3 separate regions of the Homo sapiens genome follow, and regions 2 and 3 are each linked to region 1. The links are chromatin loops, found by intact Hi-C in ENCODE. Cell type or tissue: MCF 10A. All regions are shown on one strand.

The links. Peaks named below come from ENCODE experiments on the same cell type or tissue, not always from the same donor. Only the 100,000 strongest peaks of a DNase experiment are listed, where the experiment ranks them.
Region 2: a loop joins it to region 1, with 4 times the contacts of the local background. A loop is called at or near these places in 3 of 110 quality-filtered maps.
Region 3: it touches region 1 in a loop (15-fold over the local background); 14 of 110 quality-filtered maps call a loop at or near these places.

The regions. Positions count from the first base shown.
Region 1 is chr3:115,435,741-115,438,240 of GRCh38, forward strand. It overlaps LOC105374051 (a long non-coding RNA gene), which reads left to right and starts at 1,874. Exons shown (of 3, transcript XR_924352.3): 1 at 1,874-1,998; 2 at 2,134-2,218; 3 at 2,379-2,500. In MCF 10A, a CTCF peak has its summit at 1,269; a DNase peak (open chromatin) is centred at 1,141.
Region 2 is chr3:115,238,441-115,240,940 of GRCh38, forward strand. No RefSeq gene overlaps it. Among named protein-coding and RNA genes, the nearest start is that of ZBTB20, 92 kb to the left of the region's middle. RefSeq lists an enhancer at 848-2,047. In MCF 10A, no CTCF peak of the experiment used is centred here; a DNase peak (open chromatin) is centred at 1,531.
Region 3 is chr3:115,216,241-115,218,740 of GRCh38, forward strand. No RefSeq gene overlaps it. Among named protein-coding and RNA genes, the nearest start is that of ZBTB20, 70 kb to the left of the region's middle. RefSeq lists an enhancer at 1,243-2,500. In MCF 10A, a CTCF peak has its summit at 1,505 (motif pointing right); DNase peaks (open chromatin) are centred at 1,531 and 1,811.

The DNA.
Region 1 (2,500 bases):
AGAAGATGCATCTAATGAAGATTCAAGGACCTGACATATCCGTTTTTAGGAATATAGCCATTTGGGACATGCCAGAACAGCTTTTTGAAAGAAAAGGACAGTCTAATGCCTCTCATATTGTGCACCCCTAAGAAAGAAGCACAGCTTTTTAAAGGCTTCTTTGGGTTCTAGGGACAGCATATTTCATACTTGGAAATACTGTTTCAACTCATTCGCCAAGTGACACAAAAGATTACCAACTTCATTTGAGACTTCAAGCAAAAAAGAGCTCTGCTACGTGATTTGCCACCGGAACTTGGTAGATGGAAAATATGAGAGCTCAACTGACCATGCAGCCAGAACTGCCCATCCTAACTTAGGTATTTCCAACCTCCATCAAATCATAAGGTTGAGCTAAACCAATAGCAATCCACTGTAAGATCGAAGTGATATATCTGGAATTGGGAATTGGCAGAGACAAAAGGCAGAAGTTAAGTTTCAGAGGGCACGGACCTCCAAATAACCTACCATTGTTATGCTATCACCTTTCCCTAAGCTCACCCCTGTTATACTGTCACCTTTCCCTAAGCTCACCCCTGTTATACTGTCACCTTTCCCTAAGCTCACCGTTATACTGTTGCCTTTCCCTATAGCCACGTAGGCATCCCTTTTGACTGACTGACAAAGGAAGAAAAAGTTACACCTGGGTCATGAATGGGTTGGCTCTCTATGGGGGTCCAAGCTGAGAAAGCACTGTTGCTACTCTACAGTTCCACCTTTGGTGTGAGTAGATATTCCATAATATTTCTGTAAACCTTCTGATGGTGTCCCTGAGAGACAGCAATGAGGAGTAACACTCTCAATGTTTAGAGGATCAGATGGTCACAGCCATTTTTATGGCTGGAGGTAAGAATAAATAGGAACTTACAGGAAGTAACCTCTCGTTTGGCTGATTGGATGGGGGCTTGGAAGAAGAGCGATAGAAAGATCATAGAAAAAAAGATCTGGGAAAGAGGCATGTGCCTCTGCCTGTGGCTGTAGATTGGAAGTTTGAATATCTTTGCATCTCATGGCACTGCCCGCAAGGAAACATTCACCAAGAATGAGGCATTAAACAGCCGTGTAGACAGCATGACTCAGCCAGTTGATGTCATCAGCATTTCATTGCCCAATGCTGGCCTGATGGATGCATGAAGAAACTGATCATTGCTGAGGGATGGGCTCAGTGGCATTTGTCCTCACTAACCAAGGCTGATTTAGGTATTGTTCTCCAACTCCATCTAGCTGCTGATTCCCCAAATTGCTAGCAAAAGAGATCATTACTGAGTCTCTGGTACAGCAAAATCCCTCAGGGAAACCAACCAGCCGCTCAGTGGCAAGTTGATTACACTGGAACCTTTCTATCCTGGAAAAGGTAGTGATTCATCTCGACTGGAAAAGTCACATATTGTGGTATGAGTTTCCTTTTCCTACCACAAGGCCTCAGCTAGCACCATCAGAAGAACGGAATATCTACCCACACCATATATGGTGTAACATAGCCTCAGACCAAACAACAATGTTGTAGGAGTGTACACATAACCATGTATCTATTGGTTCTGTTACATTCTGCACCACTCTGAAGTTGCAGGTCTGAAAGATAATGGAATTGACTTTTGAAGGAGCAGCTTAGATACTGGCTTGCAGATGATACCTTGCACAGATGAGGCATTATCTTTCAGGATGTAATATATACCCTAAATCAAAGACCCTTTTACAGTTCTATTCTCCAGTGGGTCCAGGATGGCTCTACTTATCATCACTACCAGTGAATGACTCAGTTGAGAAATGTTTCCTCAATAATGCATGTTTTGGTTCTGTGGATTCTAAACTAGGTTCTGGATTCTAAAGTGGAAATTGTTTTACCAGGGGGCCCAGTAAGAGTCCCATTAAACTTTAAACTATGGCTACTGTAGGGTCATTTAAGTTTCTTCATGTCAAGAGTCCAGTAAGCAATAAAAGAAAACAATGTTGGTAGAGGTAATTGATTCCGGCCATTAGGAGGCCATCCTCCTAATGGCCTCCTAGGGGTACTCAGTGGGGTCTGGAAAGCATAAGTTTGGTTGTCAGGTTATCTACTGGATCATGTCTTGATACTTTCCTGATTTTTTCAAGAAATGGACAAGTACAGCAGCCACAGTATGGTGTGGTTACCAGAAGCCTAGGCACTCAGGGATGACTGTCTGGGTAACCCCACCAGGTAAGCCATCTAGATCATCAGAGGTGCTAAATTAGGGTCAAAACAATCTGGAATAGGTTGCAGAGGAGGGAGAAAATGAGTTTCAGTTTCAGCTGTAAAACCAGCTATATTGGCAAAAGCTATATATATAGTTCATGCTACTCATCTTTCTTTTGTAAAGTTTCCCAGAAAAAGAGACCAACCAGAAACTTGAAGGAGTTCTTCCCAGATGGAATAAATTTACCGTGTGAATCACGTGAATCCAAGGGATGCAAGGATTGGCCTATACTGGATTGGATGCTC
Region 2 (2,500 bases), 200 kb before region 1:
TAATTGAGAGAAGAATTATGAAGACTCCCTCAAGGAAGCCATCCCTGAGAACTTCTCATGTCTGAACTCCAGGCTGAGTTGGGCTCTGGTTCTCCCTGCTCTCAGCACCCTAGGTTTATTTCTTATGGAAGTACTTATTACCCAGTACTGTCATTGTCTGGTTACTTACTGTGTTAGTCTGTTTTGTGCTGTTATAACAGAATACCTGAGACTGTGTAATTTATGTAGAACAGAAAATTATTTTCTCACAGGTCTGGAGCCTGATAAGTTCAAGATCAAGGCACCAAAATTTAGTGTCTGGTGAGGGTCTTCTTGCTGTGTCCTCCCATGGCAGAAAGCAAAAGGGCAAGAAAGCAAGTTAGCTGAACACCTTCTGAAGTCTCTTTTATAAGGGCTTTAATCTATTCATGATGGAGAAGCCCTCACCACCTAAACACCTCCCAAAAGGCCAACTTCCCAACACTGTTGCATTGGAAATTAAACTTCCAACACAAGAATTTTGGAGGACATATTCTGACCACAGCACATACCTAAATCTCCCACCTCACTCCGTGTGTTATGGAGACAGGAATTGTACTCAGAAATGTTTCTGGGAATAAGTAAGTGGAGCAATAAGATAGCTGTAAAGCAACTGGGACCATTTATATGAAGCAGCCAAGATACCCACAATAACTTGGAGAAACTGCTCTGGAAAAGTAGACATTAAGTCTCCATTGTTGGGGTTTCTGACAGCTGTGGCATGGTGGCATGGTACTACCATAGTTCTTCTACTCTAACACTTTCAAATACCCTTTTAGGTTTTTTCCCTAAGTTCTCCCTCTTTCCTTTTTCCCAGATAATCAATAGATGATTAAATGTCTATGTGAATTGCAACTGTCTGAGTTCATTGTGTTATTGTATTTTTTGTTAAATGGGTATAATTTGAAAACAAGACCTAGAAATACTGCCATACTTTATCTGGAGTCATCTTAGAAGATTATTATTATCAGCATAATTATCTACTTTCCATACAACTTGATTGTTCACATTATATATATTTTTGACTTGAGGTGGAAGGATGACAAAAGGGTCTCATTTAACCTTTTCTGTTTTTAAATAGAAGCAAGATTATTTCTAAAAGTCAATAAAGGATATCCCAGAGGAATTGAGGAAAAATGGGATGAGGACTTCAGTAAAACATACTTTGGTGACAAACATTTTGATATAAAATTTTGTAAAAGCACACACATCCTGATGGGAAGAGGATGAGTAATTTCTTTTTAATTCAGAGCAAGTGTTCTAATCTGGCTGAAATTCTGGGAAGTGCTGGAAATCCCCAAAGCAAAGTGCCAGATGCCATTTCTGGATCCTGGATACGTGGGCTTGGTTGCTAAGATGATGATGCCTCCTCCCCTTCACCACATTCAGCTGACGCCTGAGCGACAGGGAGTTGATGTACGCAGAGCACGGATCTAACAATGTCAACTGTGCTGACATCATCCTAGCTGTGCAGGGCTGATGGGAATTCAGAATATCAAACATCATATCAAGGGCAGTGAGCAGGTGTGACTCATTTCCCTGGAGAAGTGGGAGAGAGGAAGGGAGAGGGCAGGATTATCTCACACTGACACACACACAGCCTTTAGACTGAGCTATTTGCGTGGCTTATTTAAAAGCAGCAAAACAATGTTCTGTCTCTCTCTTCATTTTTCTACCGGAAACACTTTATATTCTAGTCCTATGTGTCTCAGCATAGAATCGAGCCTTTCAACATCATAGTGTATTAAAATACACATTATTTAGGATCATTACTTTTTATGTTACATAAACCCAACTATGAGAACAATTCAAACAAATAAATTTTATGTTTTTATTTTCTCTTCAGGTATCATCTAGTGAACTGTTCAGATGCAACTGAATTGAAAAGGAGCTGAACAAAAGATCCTGAGAGAGGTCTGATGAGACTGCTTTGGTATTACCAAATATATACAGCATTTCTGTATTCTAGCAGAGTATATTGCTTGGTACGAGAGAAGGGGTGCATGATAAATGCTCAATAATTGCTCCTTGGGTGAATAATACAAAAAGACTGTACGTTTGTAAGAATGAGCGTTAATATATAGATTCTCATGTATTTTATGGAGTTGATTATGTATCAGTTGACTTTAAGGGAAAATGGTAATAAGACTGGATACAATAACAATTGTGGTGTTAGTGAAGTTACTGGTTTCACAAGTCTCTTATCCATTGGAACATCTTATTAGAATGATTAGGCTAGGGCAATTAAATCAGAAAGGAGTGTACATCAAAACAGTAAACAAAACAAAACTAAACCCTTCTGCTTCCAAAGGCTTAGTGTTTAATAGCAATGAAAGAGGTACAGTGAACTGACATGGTTGTATTCTCTCCAAAATGACCCTAACGTGTCTTATCACTCTGAGAAGTACTAATTTATCTATGTCTTGTGTCAGCCATAACACAAGGAACAAAAGGACAAAAATTGTTGTTACCCTGTACTCAG
Region 3 (2,500 bases), 220 kb before region 1:
TGGGTATACCCAGTAATGGGATCACTGGGTCAAATGGTATTTCTAGTTCTAGATCCTTGAGGAATCACCACACTGTCTTCTACAATGTTTGAACTAATTTACACTCCCATCACTGTTGTCTTATTTTAAGAAATTACCACAGCCACCCCAACCCTCAACAACCACCACCCTGATCAGTCAGCAGCCATTAGCATCAGGACAAGATCCCCCACCAGCAAAAGGATTACAACTCAGATGATTACTAGCATTTTTTAGTTAAGGTTTTTAGATGTAATTCCATTACACACTTAATGGGCTGTAGTATAGTGTAAACTAAACTGTTTTTTTTTTTTTTTTTTGAGATGGGGTCTCACTCTGCTACCCAGCCTGGAGTGTGGTGGCATGATCTTTGCTCACAGCAACCTTTGCCTCCTAGGCTCATGCCATCCTCCCACCTTAGCCTCCAGCGTAGCCAGGACCACAAGTGCACACCACCATGCCCGGCTAATTTTTGTATTTTTTGTAGAGACAGGGTTTTGTTATATTGCTCAGTCTGGTCTTGAATTCCTGGGCTCAAGCAATCTGCTCACCTTGGCCTCCCAAAATTCTGGTAATACGGGAGTGAGCCACCATGCCCGGCAGTGTAAACATGACTTTTATATGCACTGGGAAACAAAAAAATTCATGTGATTGCTTTATTGTGATATTCATCTTATTGCAATATTTTATTTATTATGGTGGTCTGGAATTAAACCCACAATATTTCTGAGGTATGCCTATGCATTAGTTTTGCTTGTTTTTGAGTGTTATGTCAATGGAATCATACAGTATGTTCTCTTTTGTGCCTAGTTTATTTCACTCAATGTTATGTCTTTACATAGTGTGACAAAGTTTTTTTCCTCTTGTTTAATTTTTATGTTTTAACTTCTATAACAGTTCAGTAATAGATGCATATAATTTATAAATAAGCCAGGGATGTGTGCATAAAAGTTTGCAGTTCTTGGGTTAAAGTATGGCACCATTTGTGTGAATGTCAACTTTAAATCCCAGATAGACTCATTAGCTTTTTAAAGAGAGAACTACTCACAACTACAGACTATGATGACCTCATCTAGGTATTTGTATTTAATAAACATTTATTTATGAGAACCCACTATGCACAAGTGTTTGTAGGCACTGTGAGAGTTACACAGGCAAAATAAAAAGATGTAGCTCGGTCTTTCAAGGAGTCTATCACTGGTGGGAGAAACAGTGCAGTAAACTCATATGATCACTCCAGACAGAATTGAGAATCTACAAAAGAGACACAACTAAAATGATATAGAAGCCTGGATGAAGGATGACCAATCTTCCAAGAAGCTAGAAAAGGCCCCTCGAGACTTGTACTAGATAAACTTTGAGCCCCTTTATACTTTCTAGCTTCCAATATTTAATCAGATTTCTCATTACAGACATAGGATCTTTATTCTCACTGTGCATTGCTTTATGTTTCAGGTTTATGGATACACGGTATATATTGTGCTCAGTCAAAAGGGGGCAGCATTCACCCTTCTTCTGAAAATCAGAGACCACTTTGGCCACATCTCTTTCTTTCTAGGAAAAGAATACTTTTACCAGATAGCGTTTCAGAACATAGATATAAATTTTAAGCCTCTTGTTTTAATTGTTTGTTTATAGAGATAGCAACTGATTTGCACCTTCATGTCACAGAGCCCAACATATTGCACAGGTATAAATGAAGTCAAGCTGTCTCTGTGCCCAGTTTCCCTTATTTCTGCCTTTGTCCCTTGATTGGGCGTGGCAGTCTTGCTCAGACTCAGATTGCTAAAGGGCGGTGGCTGAAATGAACAAAAGGAATCAGACCTTTACTCTTAGCCTGAGAAAAAGATTGCCAAGGGAAGCTTGGGGAGAAAGCGCAATGCTGAGTGGTTGCATCATTGTTTTGACTACCTAATGCTTTTTTTCTCTTCTGACTGTTTATCCTTTTTAAGCTTCTGTTTATAAGCATAACAATTATATGAAAGGTAAATAAGTTACATGCACTACAGGGATGTATGACTGTGCTCTGTCTTGGCGGCATTCATCTCTTTATTAGCCAAGTAACCTTTACAGTTTAAGTACTACACAGTTGCTGCAGTCCTTTTCTTGCTGACGCAGTAGTAGAGGCAGTGGTGGTGAAAACTGAGAGAGGTTTAATGCTGAAGGTCTCAGACTGTGTATCTCTATGTCTATGACCTCTAACCACCAGACCAGCAGATAACTGATTTCATTTTGTTAGTGAAACACTGATTTTAATTGCTGACTTATACAGCTTCCATGTTATACTTGATTGGTTTTGAGAAAATCAATGTTGATGGCCAAAATTCCAAATTAACTATTTCTTTCTAGATTTAATCATACTGTATACAGCCCTAAATTGCCCTCTAAGCGACTTAAAAAAAAATTGAAGAGTAGAGCTTTACCAAATGTCTCTGAATGATAAAGGAAGTTGACCCACCCTATAATTAGCTTTTGTAAATAT